2 separate regions of the Homo sapiens genome follow, and region 1 is linked to region 2. A link is a contact called in ENCODE Hi-C or POLR2A ChIA-PET data. All regions are on one chromosome and are shown on one strand. The core of a region is the stretch at or near the end of the contact, and the rest is flanking DNA. Distances in the headings are between cores, read along the strand shown.

Region 1 (7,158 bases), core at 3,053-5,552, 2.8 Mb before region 2:
CCCTATTTCTGTCTTTTTTGTTTGTTTGTTTCATCTCTGTGGCTCTCTCATGCTTACCTTTGCCTTCCCATGCATTTGTGCATTCATTCATTCAACATTTTCTGAGCAAATCTCCCCTTTGCCTGGCCCTGCCCAAGCACTATACAACATCTGCTTATCCTTCTCCTGCTGTGTCAGGTGGAGTCTCCTTCCCAGTGTAGCCAATTCTGCATTCTCTGTCTCACCAGTCTGGGTCCTTCTGGAACTCATGCAATCATTCCACAGCATTTACTAAGCACTCACCGTAAACCTAGCCCATGCTACACACCTGTCTATCCTTCAGCCCCTCTCTCTGCCTTTGGGCTCTGTGCACCTCAGGCAGTTAATCCATACGCAAGAATTAACTCAGCAGCTACTAGATGCTGCCATAGATCACACTTTTCCGTGGACTGAATTCCCTCTATTTCTCTCCCTGCTCTCTGTTTCTCCGACTCTCCTAAGGTTTTTTTTTTTTTTTTTTTGAAACGGAGCCTAGCTCTGTCGCCCAGGCTGGAGTGCAGTGGCGCGATCTGGGCTCACTGCAAGCTCCGCCTTCTGGGTTCATGCCATTCTCCTGCCTCAGCCTCCCAAGTAGCTGGGACTTCCAGCGTCTGCCACCACACCCAGCTAATTTTTTGTATTTTTAGTAGAGACGGGGTTTCACCATGTTAGCCAGGATGGTCTCGATCTCCTGACCTCGTGATCCGCCCGCCTCGGCCTCCCAAAATGCTGGAATTACAGGCATGAGCCACCACGCCCGGCCTCTCCTAAGGTTTCTATGTGTCTATCAACTTTTCTGCTCTGCAGGCATTTCCTGAAGACCTACAGTGTGTTGAGCCCTACGCATTTCTCTCTCTCTCTCTCCCACAACACGTCCATTTCTCCATCTCTCTTTTGGAAAGATGGGATTTCACAATGTTGCCCAGGCTGGTCTCAAACTCCTGGACTCAAGCGGTTCTCCTGCCTTGGCGTGTGTGTCTTCAGTTCCCTATTTCTCACTGTCTCTCTTTCTGTTCCATCTCTGTGGCTCTCATGCTCACCCTTGCCTTCCCGTAAATTCGTGCATTCATTCATTCAACGTCCAACTACACCTGTCTGACTCACCCTGTCTCCCTCTCTGCCTCTGACCTCTGTTTCTCTGTGTCTCCTCACCTCCCTTATTTATTTATTTATTTATTTATTTATTTATTCATTTATTTATTTATTTATTTATTCAGAGACAGAGTCTCGCTCTGTCACCCCGGCTGGGGTGCAGTGGTGCGATCTTGACTCACTACAACTTCTGCCTCCCAGGTTCAAGCAATTCTCCTGCCTCAGCCTCCCAAGTAGCTAGCATCCACCACCACAGCCTGGCTACATTTTTTGATTTTTTTTTTTTTTTTTTTTTTTTAGTAGAGACACGGTTTCACCATATTGGCAGGCTGGTCTTGAACTCCTGACTTCAAGTGATCCACCTGCCTCAGCCTCCCACAGTGCTGGGATTATAGGTGTAAGCCACCGTGCCAGGCCTCCTTACCTCCCTTATCATTCTCTTCAACTCTCTTAGTCTCTGTCTCTCTTGCTCTTTTCCTTTCTGAGTGTGAGTCTCTCAAGTTTCCCCTTCTCTTTCTGTTTCGGTGTCTCTCAGTCTCCATCCCTTTCCCCACCCCCAAGCCACTTTTCTCTATCTCTTTTTCTTTCTTTGAGATGGGGTCTCACTATGTTGCCCAGGCTGGTCTCAAACTCCTGGGCTCAGGCAATCTTCCCACCATGGCCTCCCAAAGCACGGGGATTACCGGCATGAGCCATTGCGCCTGGCCCCTACCTCTTTTTCTTCCACCATCTCTTTATCTCTCCAGTACTCCCTCTCTCCTTGGATATATATACCTGCTAACTACGGTGTCTCATCTCTCTCTGTCTGCCTTGTCTGCCCTCTCAGTGTCTCCAAGTGACTCTACACACACATCTCTCTCTTTCCTTCTCACTCTCTCTCCCCATCACCCTTGGGAGCCCAGCCCACCTACCGAAACCGCTCCTGGCCAGCCGTGTCCCAAATCTGTAGCTTCACAGTCTTCCCACCCACGTTGACCACCCGGGATCCAAACTCCACGCCGATTGTGTGGTTGGAGTCCTGTTTGACTGGGAGTAGGAGGAACAGAAGGGGCAGTACAGGGAGAGAGGAGACAGCTCAGAGGATCCCCCATCCTCCAAGGCCCTCTCAGTCTCTACAAACCCATTCTCCTTGCTGGAGTGACTTGAGGTCAAGGAGAACCTAGTAAAGGACATACGACAAAGCAAGGACCAAAAAGCCAGCACTGGACTTGTACCTATGGCCAGCCCTGCCCTCCCCACCGGCTGCCCACCAGCCCACACCATGCGCATAAACACAGCTCAGGGTTCCCAGGACCACTGCGGGAAACTCACACTTATTCTCAATGAACTGATGAAGGAGACATGATTTGCCAGTTCCTGCACTGCCAATCACCAGGAATTTGAAGAGGAAGTCTGACCAGATGGAGCCAAAATCAGGGATACCCACAGGGAGAGAAAGATACAGGGAAAAAAGATGGATTCCAATCCAATCTCTCTCTCTAACCATCACAGTTAGAGGGAGAGAAACAGACATAGGCAGAAACAAACCAATAGGTAACAGTAACAGATAACTCTTATGTAGTACTTGCCATGTGCCAGGCACATTCTATATATTTTTTTTCAACTTTTATTTTAGATTCAGGGAGTACATGTGCAGGGGTTTTTTTGTCGTTGTTTTTGTTTTTTTGAGACAGAGTTTCACTTTTCGTTGCCCAGGCTGGAGTGCAATGGCGCGATCTCGGCTCACCGCAACCTCCACCTCCCAGGTTCAAGCAATTCTCCTGCCTCAGCCTCCCGAGTAGCTGGGATTACAGGCATGCGCCACCACACTCAGCTAATTCTGTATTTTTAGTAGAGACGGGGTTTCTCCATGTTGGTCAGGCTGGTCTCAAACTCCCGACCTCAGGTGATCCGCCTGCCTCAGCCTCCCAAAGTGCTGGGATTACAGGCATGAGCCACCGCGCCCAGCCCACATGTGCAGGTTTGTTACATGGGTCAATTGTGTGTTGTTGTGGGCCAGGAACAGTTCTAAAGGTCTTTACTCACATCAACAGCTCACATCATCCTCAGGAAAACTCTATGAGGGAGGTAGACTAAAAATTATTCCCATTTTCCGGATGAGGTAACAGGCCAGAAAGGTTAACTGACTTGCCCAAAGTGACACAGCTGGGCAGAAGTGAGATTCAAACCTAGGCCAAGGGCTCCAGAGTCCCAGATCTTAGCTATTTTGTCGCTAAAGTCTCTTGAAAGCTATTTAAACAAGGACTACGATATAGCCCTTGTTCCTCTTCACCTCCTACCACCCTCTGACTCATTCACTCCACTATAGCTCCTGACCTTCAGTCTATTCCCTGAAAATGACAAGCTGGTTCTCACCTCAGGGTCTTTGCACTCTTCTCCCTTCTCTTCTATATTTGTTGAGTGAATGCGGCTCCCTCTGACTCCTAAACCTGCACTTCCCCTGCCTCCAATCACCACCTCCTATGGTGCATCCCTACTGATTTTCCACTTCCCGACCTCTCCTTCCCTCCCTCTGCCCAGAACCCGGCTCCATTCTCATGCATAAGTCCCACCCTTTGCCACTAAGTCCTGCCCCTAACTCAAGGACAGCCCATCCCCAAACCCATTCCAGAGCTCTCTCCAGCCAGATCAGCCCCAGGGTCCCGAGCTTCCATTCAGTGTTCCCTCTAGCCCATAAGCCCGACTCCTGCCATTCATGCAGTCAGCCCCGCCCCTTCACTCAGGCTCCGCCCAGATCCATTAAGGCCCACCTCTTCCCTCAGGGCCTCCCTGAACCCCTCAGGACCAGCTCCCTCAAATCCCGCCCCAGATCTATTTAACCCACGCACCAGACCCTCAGGCTCCACCTAAATCGATTAAGCTCAGCCTCAGACCCACTAAACCCCTCCCAGCATCCACTTAGGTCCTGCCTCCATCACACCAGACCCCGCCCCCTGATCTACAAAGCCCCGCCCATTCCCACAGGCCGCATCCTCCCTGGGCCCAGACCCAGGACCCCAGCTTCGTCCACCACCCTCACCGTAGGTCTCAGCCATGACTCGGTCGCGGCCGCTGAGGGCCGCAATATGGCGCCGCGGCCGCGCCTGCTCCTCGGCTGGCAGCCGCTCCACTCCGGCTACAGCCCCGGCTCCTTCCTACTCCCCGGGCCCGGCACCGCCACTTCCGCCTCCGCCCCCCTCCGGCGCGACCCGCTCCGGCAGCTGGATACCAGGCGACGCTTTCCGAAGGGCGGGATTGGCGGACTCGCGGGCAGGGGGCGGGACAAGAGGCGCGGATTGGTGGCGTGAGAAGGACCAAGCCCAAAGGGGCGGGGCCGAGCCCAGCGATTGGCTGAGCAAGTGGGAAGGGACGTGCAGAGCTGCTTAGCTGAGCCGAGGAACGGATTTAGTCTGGAGTACGGGGGGCAGAGTCGAGTCTCCGGATTGGATCGGAGCGGACTTGGGGGAGGGGATACAAATGCAAAGAAGGGGGCACGGGCAGGATTGACAGAAAGAGGCTGGAAGAGGAGCTGATCTTGAGCTGGCGGGAGCGATTACTGTTCTCAAAGGCGAAAAGGAGGAAAACTGGGCAGATAGGCGCAGGTTACTTCCCACCTCCCTTTCCAGATAATCTTCCAAGAAAACCTTTACTGTGCGATTTATATCCTCCGCGTAGTCCGATTGGCTCCCTCCCACTGGTCTAGAGAGGACACTACAATCCCCTAGTTGGGCTGCTTAGGTTTTCCTTTGCTTGTGTCCGAAACCTAAGCTTAGGAGCGCTCCTACTGCACAGGGCTTTCATCAGTGAAACTCTGCCTAGCAACCACTGACGTTACCACAGGCAGCGGGTTAATTGGTTAGATTCAGCAACCTAGAGAAACATTTCATTTGTACAGTCCCCACCCTACCCTACCCCACCCCAAAGACCACGGAGACGAGCCGTTTGCACTGGGCTGATTGTATTTGCATAAAGCCAAGGAGGGGAAACGGCAGGGCCAGCGGTAGGCTGAGCTCACTGGCAGTAGAAATCCCATTTCTGAAAAAGAGAAAGGGGAAACAGTGGAAAGAAAACCAGCGGTCACACCACAAAGGATCTAGTGGTTTTAGCAAAGGCTGCAGCTGCAGGGCCCAGGTCTGGCCACACAAGTGCTATGCAAATTAGCCTAGAGCCCTCTAATCTTTGCACCTCCCAACTGGACCCATTTTACTGGTGAGAAAATTGAGGCAGGGAAAGAATTTCTCCCAGCGCACATACCTAGGCTGCCAGGGAGCCAAGTGTGGGAGCATTTTTGCCCATCCCCACAACCTAAGGGTCCTCCCCCCACATTTCTTGCCAGCCCCCATGACACTCACGTCTGTCTTCACATCGACTTTGCCAGGTTTCAGGGTCTGGTCCTCTCGGACAATGCTACTGGGGAAATAGCCCAGGCGAGCAGCCAGATCTCCATAGTAATCTCCCTGAACCTGGGGAAGAGGAGTTAAAAGCTAGGGTCTGGGAAGATGGCAAGCTTGTGCCTGCTGAAGGCCTTTGCATTCTCCCTTCTCCCTGATCTCCACATAACTGCTCCATCCTTGTCATATGAATCTCAGCTTAAATGCCACCTGTTCAGAGGCCCTTTCTGAACACCCAAGTAAGTCTCTGTTAATTCTCACAGCAGCGCATATTTGCTTTTATTATTATTATTATTTTGGAAACAGGGTCTCATTGTGTCGCCCAGGTTGAGGTGCAGTAGCATGATCACGGCTCACTGCAGCCTCAACTTCTGGGATCAAGCAATCCTCCCACCTCAGCCTCCCGAGTAGCCGGGACCACAGACACATGCCATGAAGCCCAGTTAATTTTAAATTTTTTTTTATAGAGATGGGGGTCTTGCTATGTTGCCCAGGCTGGTCTCGAACTCCTGGGCTCAAGCTATCCTCCCAACTTGGCCTTACTTGGGATTACAGGTGTGAGCTACTGTGCCCGGCTGCTGCTATTTTTTATGCCTTGCTTTTTGTTCATTTCCCTCCATTAGAATAAAAAGGATCATTTGTTGTTGTATCTTGGTGTCTAGAACAGAACGTGGGACCATATCAGGTCCTAAAATTGGTAAATAAAGTGAAAATAGGCTGGGGGGCAGTGGCTCACACCTGTAATCCCAGCACTCCGGGAGGCCAAGGCGGGCAGATCATGAGGTCAGGAGTTCAAGACCAGCCTGGCCAATATGGTAAAACCCTGTCTCTACTAAAAATACAAAAATTAGCCAGGTGTGGTGGTGCATGCCTGTAATCCCAGGTACTTGGGAGGCTGAGGCAGGAGAATCGCTTAAACCCAAGAGGTGGAGGTTACAGTGAGCCGAGATCGTGCCATTGCACTCCAGCCTGGGTGACAGAGCAAGACTCTGTCTCGGAAAAAATTAAAAAATAATAAGCAAATAAAATAAAGTAAGTAACAATATCCCCCCACAATGTCTATTTCAGTTCACCCCCCTCAAATCTTCCCTTCATGGGGATAATGAGTCTACCCCAGCTCTGTACCCTTCCCTCTTTCACTCTCCCAAGACTCACGCTGCCTCCCCAGAAGAGCCGCCCACGGCCCTTCAGCTTGGAGAAGACATACACCACTTGGCCCCGGTGAATGGTCAGGAATCGGCAGTCGGGGGCCATGTAGTCCTGAAGGGCCACAGCCATGGAGATAGGGTCTAGGGAAGGAATAGAAGGGAATGCAGCACCCTCCACACAGGCTAACGCCCAAGCCCCCAATTCTCCCCTCCCCATTCTTACGGCTGCACTCCTGGTCCGCACACAGCTTCCGGTCAGCCAGCTTGGGCATAGGACCACCCCTGACACCAGGTCCGGAGAAGGCAGACAGCAAGATGATGACACCAAGGCACACCAGGGACCGGGCCATCGTGGACTGTGAGCAAGAGAGTGAGCAAGGGGGTGCTGGGGTCTCCAATTTCCTCCCCTCCCTCTCTCCCGTAGTACAAGGAAACTTGTGTTCTTGGTCTTGTCCCCGCCCTAAACCAGTCCCAAACTTCGCCCACACCACCTAGAAGTTGCTATGAAACCAGAACCATTTCAAGGATAG
Region 2 (6,686 bases), core at 1,062-3,561:
GGAGGCAGAGGTTGCAGTGAGCTGAGATCGGGCCATTGCACTCCAGCCTGGATGACAGAGTGAGACTCTGTCTCAAAACAAACAAACAAACAAACAAAAAGAAAGACAGAAATTACTATTAAATGCTTTAGCTGTGATAATTATATCACCGTTGTGTTTCTAAAGAGAAATTTTCTCCTTTTATCTTATTTTTTTGAGACAGGATCTTGCTCTACCACCCAGGCTGGAGTACAGTGTCATGAACATGGCTCACTGCAGTCTTGACCTCCCGGGCTCAAGCAACCCTCCTGCCTTAGCCTCAGACCACAGGCATGCACCACCATGCCTAATTTTTAAAAAAATTTTCTGTAGAGATGGGGTCTTGCCATGTTACCCAGGCTAGTCTCAAACTCCATCCTGTCTCCACCTCCCAAAGTGTTGAGATTACAGGTATGAACTACTGCATTCAGCCTCTTCTCCCTTTAGAACTATTTACTGAAATATTTATGGGTGAAGGGAAATATGATATATGGTACTTGCCTCAAAACAATGGGCTGAGGAGTGGGCAAAGTCAGAATATAAACAAAATAAGCTTGGTCACACCTGGATAATATAAACTCCACTTCTTATATGTTTGCAATTGTTCATACTAAAAAGTAAAATTAAAAAACAAAAACCAAACCCAACAACTCAAAAAGCTTCCAAATTGACTGAAATATGTAGCTAGAGCTACATATTTAAAGTTTGGAAATTTGGAAAGACTTCTGGGTATGTCTTAAATTAAAGAGAAAATCAAAAGTCAAAGCTGCTAACCAGACTTCTGGAATGGGGAAGTGGAGAGGAGCTCAGAAAAGTATTTCCCACCAAAATCAACAATGAAAGTAGACAGAATTGCCAAACACAACCATTTGAGGATTCTAGAAATCAACCAAAGGCATATAACTACCCAAGAAGCAGTTACTCAAAAACTCAATAAATAAACGCTGAACTTCAAGTAAGAACAGTGGGAACATGTGGCGTTTAATTTGGGGTTCCTCCCATCACACGCACCAGCTCCATCAGTTTGACCAAGGCAGAGCAAGCCATGAAAACTTTGTGGCTGGACTGGGGCCTAGTGCCAAACAAATGGGGAAGACCAACATCACAGCTAGACTGTGGTTACGATCTGGCTGGAGCCAGCAGCAGGCCTGTAGACCAGCCAGAAATTTAGCAGGAAGATCCAGGGAATGAGATAGCCACACAAGGCCTTGGTAAGGTCCCATGCAGCCCTGCTGGTCTGGAACAATGTGCATATATACAAGGTTGCACACAAGCTCCAGAGAGACTAGAGGGGGCCCTTGCTGTCCACACATCCCTGGCCCAACATGAGGCCTTGAGAGTGTGCAAGGGAGACACCAGATGGCCAGGCAGAAAGTAATGGCTGGGGCCGACTCAGGAACTGCTTGGAAAAAAAAAAGGAAGAAACTGAACTTTGAAAATATTCCCCAACCCACAGACACAGATCCATTGGCAAAGGATGGAAGCTTTATTGGCTCAAGGTGTTTCAGCACAACCTTTAATCTGACCACTAAACCATGCTGAACCAAAGGCAACCCCTAGTAAGTTATGCTTAAAATTAAAACAATTTTTTTAAAAGAGAAAAGAGTCTATACCACAAGGGGACAAACTCCAAAGAATTAGCCCAGGATACTCAGTAAACAAAACAAAAGGAGAAAAATGGCAACGGCAACCATGGCCTGGAAGGTAGAAATCAGAATCCACAGCTGCTACAGTGTATGATCTAAAATGTTCAGTGTTCAACAACAAAACAAACTGAGGCTGGGTGAGGTGGCTCACGCTTGTAATCCCAACACTCTGGAAAGCCAAGGCAGGAGGATCGCTTGAGCCCAGGAGTCTGAGACCAGCCTGGACAAGATAGGAAGACCCCATCCCTACACGTATGCATGTGTGTGCACACCCTCGCCAAACACACAAAGCTGGGCATGGTGTTGCATGCCTATAGTCCCAGCAACTCAGGAGGCTGAGGCAAGAGAATCATTTGAGCCCAGGAAGTCAAGGCTGAGAAGAGCCATGATCCTGCCACTGCACTCTGGCCTGGGCAACAGAGTGGAACCCTATCTCAAAAAAAAAAAAAAAAAAAAAAAGGCCGGCTGCAGTGGCTCATGGCCAAGCACGGTGGCTCACACCTGTAACCCCAGCACTTTCAGAGGCCGAGGCGGGCAGATCACCTGAGGTCAGGAGTTTGAGACCAGCCTGGCCAACATGGGGAAACCCCATCTCTAGTAAAAATACAAAAATCAGCCAGGCGTGGTGGCGCAGGCCTGCAATCCCAGCTACTCGGGAGGCTGAGGCAGGAGAATTGCTTGAACTCCGGAGGCGGAGGTTGCAGTGAGCCAAAATCGTGCCACTGCACTCCAGCCTGGGCAACAGAGTTAGACTCTGTCTCAAAAAAAAAAAAAAAGAATGAAAGAAAAATTGTGAGACACACAAACAGTAAAATGTGACCCATACTCAGGAAATGAATCAGTTAATAGAAATTGCCTTCTAGACGGCTTACAAGTTACATTTCAAACAGCTATTATAAGTATGTTCAAAGATAAATAAAATAACATTTAAAGAATTAAAGGAAAGTAGAAATAATAAATAGAAATTAGAAAAAAAGCAATGGAAATTCTGATAACTGAAATAAAAAATTCACTAGAGGGGCTCAACGGCAGATTTGAAAAGAACCAGTGGGCTTAAAGATAGATCAAAAAAAGTATATAATCTGTACAGAATTTAAATAATCTGTAAGAAAGATTGAATACGAATAAACAGGCCTTCAGAGACATGAGGGACATCATCAAAGGCATCAAGACAGACATAATGGGAGTCCTATGAGAGGAGAGAGAAAGTGCCAGAAAAAAAAATCTGAACAAGTAATAGCCCAAAACATCCCAAATCTGATGGAACACATTAGTTTACACATCCAAGAAGGCCAAGAAACTCCATATACAATAAATAGAAAGAGAGCCACACTGGACACAACGTAGTCAAATTGGTTTTCGTGTTGTTTTGTTTTTAAACATAGTCAAATTGTTGAAAGACAAAGACAAGGAGAAAAGCTTCAAAGTAGGAAAAGAAAAAGTCTACACACAGGGAGCATCAGTACAAATGACAGCTCATTTCCCACCACAAACAATGGAGGCCAGAAGACATCAGGATAGCATTTTCAAAATGCTGAAGAAAAAAAAACTGTCAAATAAGAATTCTATAGCCAGCAAAACTATCCTTCAAAAATCAAGGTGGAGAAGGGCACAGTAACTCATGCCTGTAATCCCAGCACTTTGAGAAGCCCAGGTACGAAGATAACTTGAGGCCAGGAGTTTGAGACCAGCCTGGGCAACACAGCGAGATCCCCATCACTAAAGAAAAATTTTAAATTAAAAAAAAAAAAAAGGGTTGGGCACGGTGGCTCACACCTGTAATTCCAGCACTCTGGAAAGCCAAGGCGGGTGGATCACTTGAGGCCAGGAGTTCAAGATCACCCTGGCCAAGATGGTGAAACCCCATCTCTACTAAAAATACAAAAATTAGCCAAGTGTGGTGGCGGGTGCCTGTAAGCCCAGCTACTCAGGAGGATGAGGCGGGAGGATCCCTTCAACCCAGGAGGTGGAGGCTGCAGTGAGCCAAGGTCACACCACTGCACTCCAGCCTGGGTGACAGAGCAAGACTCTGTCTCAAAACAAAAAAAAATATATTTTTTTTTAAAATTGGCTGGGTGCAGTTGCTCATGCCTGTAATCCCAGTACTTTGGGAGGTCAAGGTGGGAGGATTGCTAGGGTCCAGGAGTTCAAGACCGGCCTGAGCAACATGGCAAAACCTCATCTCTACAAAAAATTTAAAAATTAGCTGAGTGTGAGGCTGGGCGCAGTGGCTCACGCCTGTAATCCCAGCACTTTGGGAGGCCAAGGCAGGCGGATTGCAAGGTCAGGAGATCGAGACCATCCTGGCTAACAAGGTGAAACCCCGTCTCTACTAAAAATAAAAAAAAAAAATTAGCCAGGCGTGGTGGTGGGCACCTGTAGTCCCAGCTACTCGGGAGGCTGAGGCAGGAGAATGGCGTGAACCCAGCAGGCGGAGCTTGCAGTGAGCCAAGATCATGCCACTGCACTCCAGCCTGGGCAACAGAGCCAGACTCTGTCTCAAAAAAAAAAAAAAAAAATTAGCTGAGTGTGGTGGCGCGCACCTATAGTCCCAGCTACTCAGAAGGCTGAGGTGGAGGATCGCTTGAACACAGTAGGTTGAGGCTGCAGTTCAGTGCACTCCAGCCTGTGCTACAGAGCAAGACCCTGCACCAAAATCAATCAATCAAGGCAAAATAAAGGCATTCCCAGACAAAGACTGAGAGAATTCACTGCTAGAAGATTTGATCTGTAAGAAATATTACATAAATCCTTTAGGCTGAAAGGAAAAGAGGCCATATAACTCCAATTTACAATAAGAAAGAAAAAACATGAGAAAAGGTAAATACATGGGCAAATATAAAAGATGGCATAAATACATTTTTTCTTTTCTTCTCGACTGATTTAAAAGATGTAAGATTTCATAAAATAATTATAAAACCATACTGTGGGGCTTGTAACATGTGACAATAATAACACAAAAGAGGGAAAAGAAAATGAAACTATATTAGAGCAAAATTTCTATATTTAACTAGAACTAAGTTTTAATATTAATCTGAAGTAGGCTGTGATAAATTTAGACGCATGCTGTGATCCCTAGAGACCCAATTAAAAAAAAAAAAAAAAGAAAGTTTTTTAAAACCCAACAAAATAAAAATGAAACACTAGAAAATATCTGCTTATCAGAAAGACGGCAATAAAGGGAGAATAAAAGGAGGAAAAAAGATGTGAGGCATACAGAAAACAGCAAAAATGACAGATGTTAATCCAAACACACCAACAATCACATCAAACGTCAATGAATGAAATTTACCCTTTAAAAGTGTGTAATTCACCATCACCACAACCTGAGCTTAGAAAATTTTTATCATCTCCAAAATAAACTCTGTACTCCTAGCAATCACTTTCCATTTCCTGTTCACAGCATCCCCAGCCCTCAGCAAACACTAATCTATTTTCTGTCTCTGTAGATTTGCTTACTCTGAACATTTCATATAAATGGGATGAAGCAAGATGTGCTCTTTTGGGTCTGGTTTCTTTCATTCATGTGTGTTTCAGGGTTCATCCATGTTGTAGTCTGTATCAGTACTTCATTCCTTTCTATGACAGAGTAATATACCATTGTGGGTCTATATCGCATTCTGTTTAGCCAATTATCAGTTGATGGACATCGGGTCATTTTCACTTCTGGGGTTACGAATAACGCTACTCTGAACATGTATGCACAAGTAATTATGTGAACATATATTAGTATTTGAGTATATACCTAGGAGTGGAATTGCTGGATCATATGGTAACTCTATGTATATATTTTTTTGAGTAACTGCCAAATTGTTTTCCAAAATGGCTACACCATTTTACAATCCCACCAGCCATGTATGAGGGTTCCAATTTCTCCACATCCTGGCCAACACTTGTTATTGCCCATCATTTTGGCTCTAGCCATCCTAGTTGGTGTGAAATAGAATCTTGTGGTTTTGATTAGCATTACCCTAATGATAATTATATTGAGCCATTTTCATGTGCTTATAGGCCATTTGGATGTTTTGGAGAAAGAGCCATTCAAATCCTTTGCCCATGTTCTATATTGGGTTGTTTTTATATTGTCAAGTTGTGAGAGTTCTTTGTATATTCAGCACATAAGTCCTTTATAGACATGATTTGCAATTATCTTCTCCCATTCTACGGTTTGTCTTTTTATGTTCTTGATGGCATCCTTTGCATCACAAAAGTTTTAAATTTTCATGAAGTCCAATGTGTCTATTTTTTTCTTCTGTTGTTTGTGCTTTTGTTCTTTCTTCTGTTGTTTGAGCTTTTGTTCTCACCTAAGAAACCATTGCCTAACTCAAGGTCACAAATATATAATCTTATGTTTTCTTCTAAGAATTTTATAATTTTAACTCTTACATTTAGGTCTATGATCTACTTTGAGTTAATTTTTGTATATGGTGTGAGGTAAGGGTCCAACTTCATTCTTTCACATGTAGATAAACATTTGTAGTTTTTGTTTTTTGTTTTCAGACAGGGACTCACTCGGTTGCCCAGGCTGGAGTGTGGTGGCACAATCATGGCTCACTGCAGCCTTGATCCCTCTGGGCTCAGGTGATCCTCCCACCTCAGCCTCCCTGGTAGCTCAAATTACAGGTGCACACCACCATGCCCAGCTAATTTTTTATAGAGCAGGGTTTTGCCATGTTGCCTGGGCTGGTCTCAAACTCCTGGGCTGAAGCAATCCAACTACCCTGGCCTCCCAAAGGGCTGGGATTGCAGGCATGAGCCACCATGCCCAGCCTATTTGTAGTATTTTTGCAACTTCTTGTGAGACTGAAATTATTTCAAAAGAAAAGGTAAAAAAAACTTTAAAGGACTGAAATCATACAAAGTGTGGCATCCTATCTCCAAATATCTCCACTAAATAAGATACTTTTTAGGCCAGATATGGTGGCTCATGCCTGTAATTCCAGCACTTTTGGAGGCTGAGGCAGGAGGACTGTTTGGGCCTGGGAGTTCAAGACCAGCCTGGGCAACACGGCAAAACCCTGC

What was found. A loop is a pair of places that touch in the nucleus more often than their neighbours do. ChIA-PET counts read pairs that join two places held with the same protein, here RNA polymerase II (POLR2A). Pooled maps may share reads with other maps.
Region 1: a pooled map shows a loop between it and region 2 (2.8-fold over the local background). The contact joins the promoter of RAB4B-EGLN2 here to the enhancer-like site in region 2. A Hi-C loop is called at or near these places in 1 of 50 pooled maps. POLR2A ChIA-PET finds 5 or more read pairs at or near these places in 2 of 52 experiments (GM12878 and activated B cell).

What each region holds. Positions count from the first base shown.
Region 1 is chr19:40,775,363-40,782,520 of GRCh38, reverse strand. RAB4B-EGLN2 (RAB4B-EGLN2 readthrough (NMD candidate)) reads right to left here and starts at 4,302. Exons shown (of 12, transcript NR_037791.1): 1 at 4,130-4,302; 2 at 2,422-2,502; 3 at 2,022-2,136. MIA (MIA SH3 domain containing) reads right to left here and starts at 7,000. Exons shown (of 4, transcript NM_006533.4): 1 at 6,852-7,000; 2 at 6,636-6,769; 3 at 5,442-5,552; 4 at 5,031-5,124. The coding sequence starts at 6,978. The coding sequence ends at 5,101. It overlaps RAB4B (RAB4B, member RAS oncogene family), which reads right to left and starts at 4,274. Exons shown (of 8, transcript NM_016154.5): 1 at 4,130-4,274; 2 at 2,422-2,502; 3 at 2,022-2,136. The coding sequence starts at 4,145. It overlaps MIA-RAB4B (MIA-RAB4B readthrough (NMD candidate)), which reads right to left and starts at 6,984. Exons shown (of 10, transcript NR_037775.1): 1 at 6,852-6,984; 2 at 6,636-6,769; 3 at 5,442-5,552; 4 at 2,422-2,502; 5 at 2,022-2,136. RefSeq lists enhancers at 2,672-3,203, 4,091-4,160 and silencers at 4,221-4,460, 5,011-5,140.
Region 2 is chr19:37,957,901-37,964,586 of GRCh38, reverse strand. All of the region lies in intron 1 of SIPA1L3 (signal induced proliferation associated 1 like 3), which reads right to left. Among named protein-coding and RNA genes, the nearest start is that of SIPA1L3, 54 kb to the right of the region's middle. RefSeq lists an enhancer at 1,109-1,609 and a silencer at 2,083-2,332. Within about 2 kb of position 2,311, at least 5 of the 41 ENCODE cell types and tissues checked have a DNase peak (open chromatin) inside an H3K27ac peak, as active enhancers do.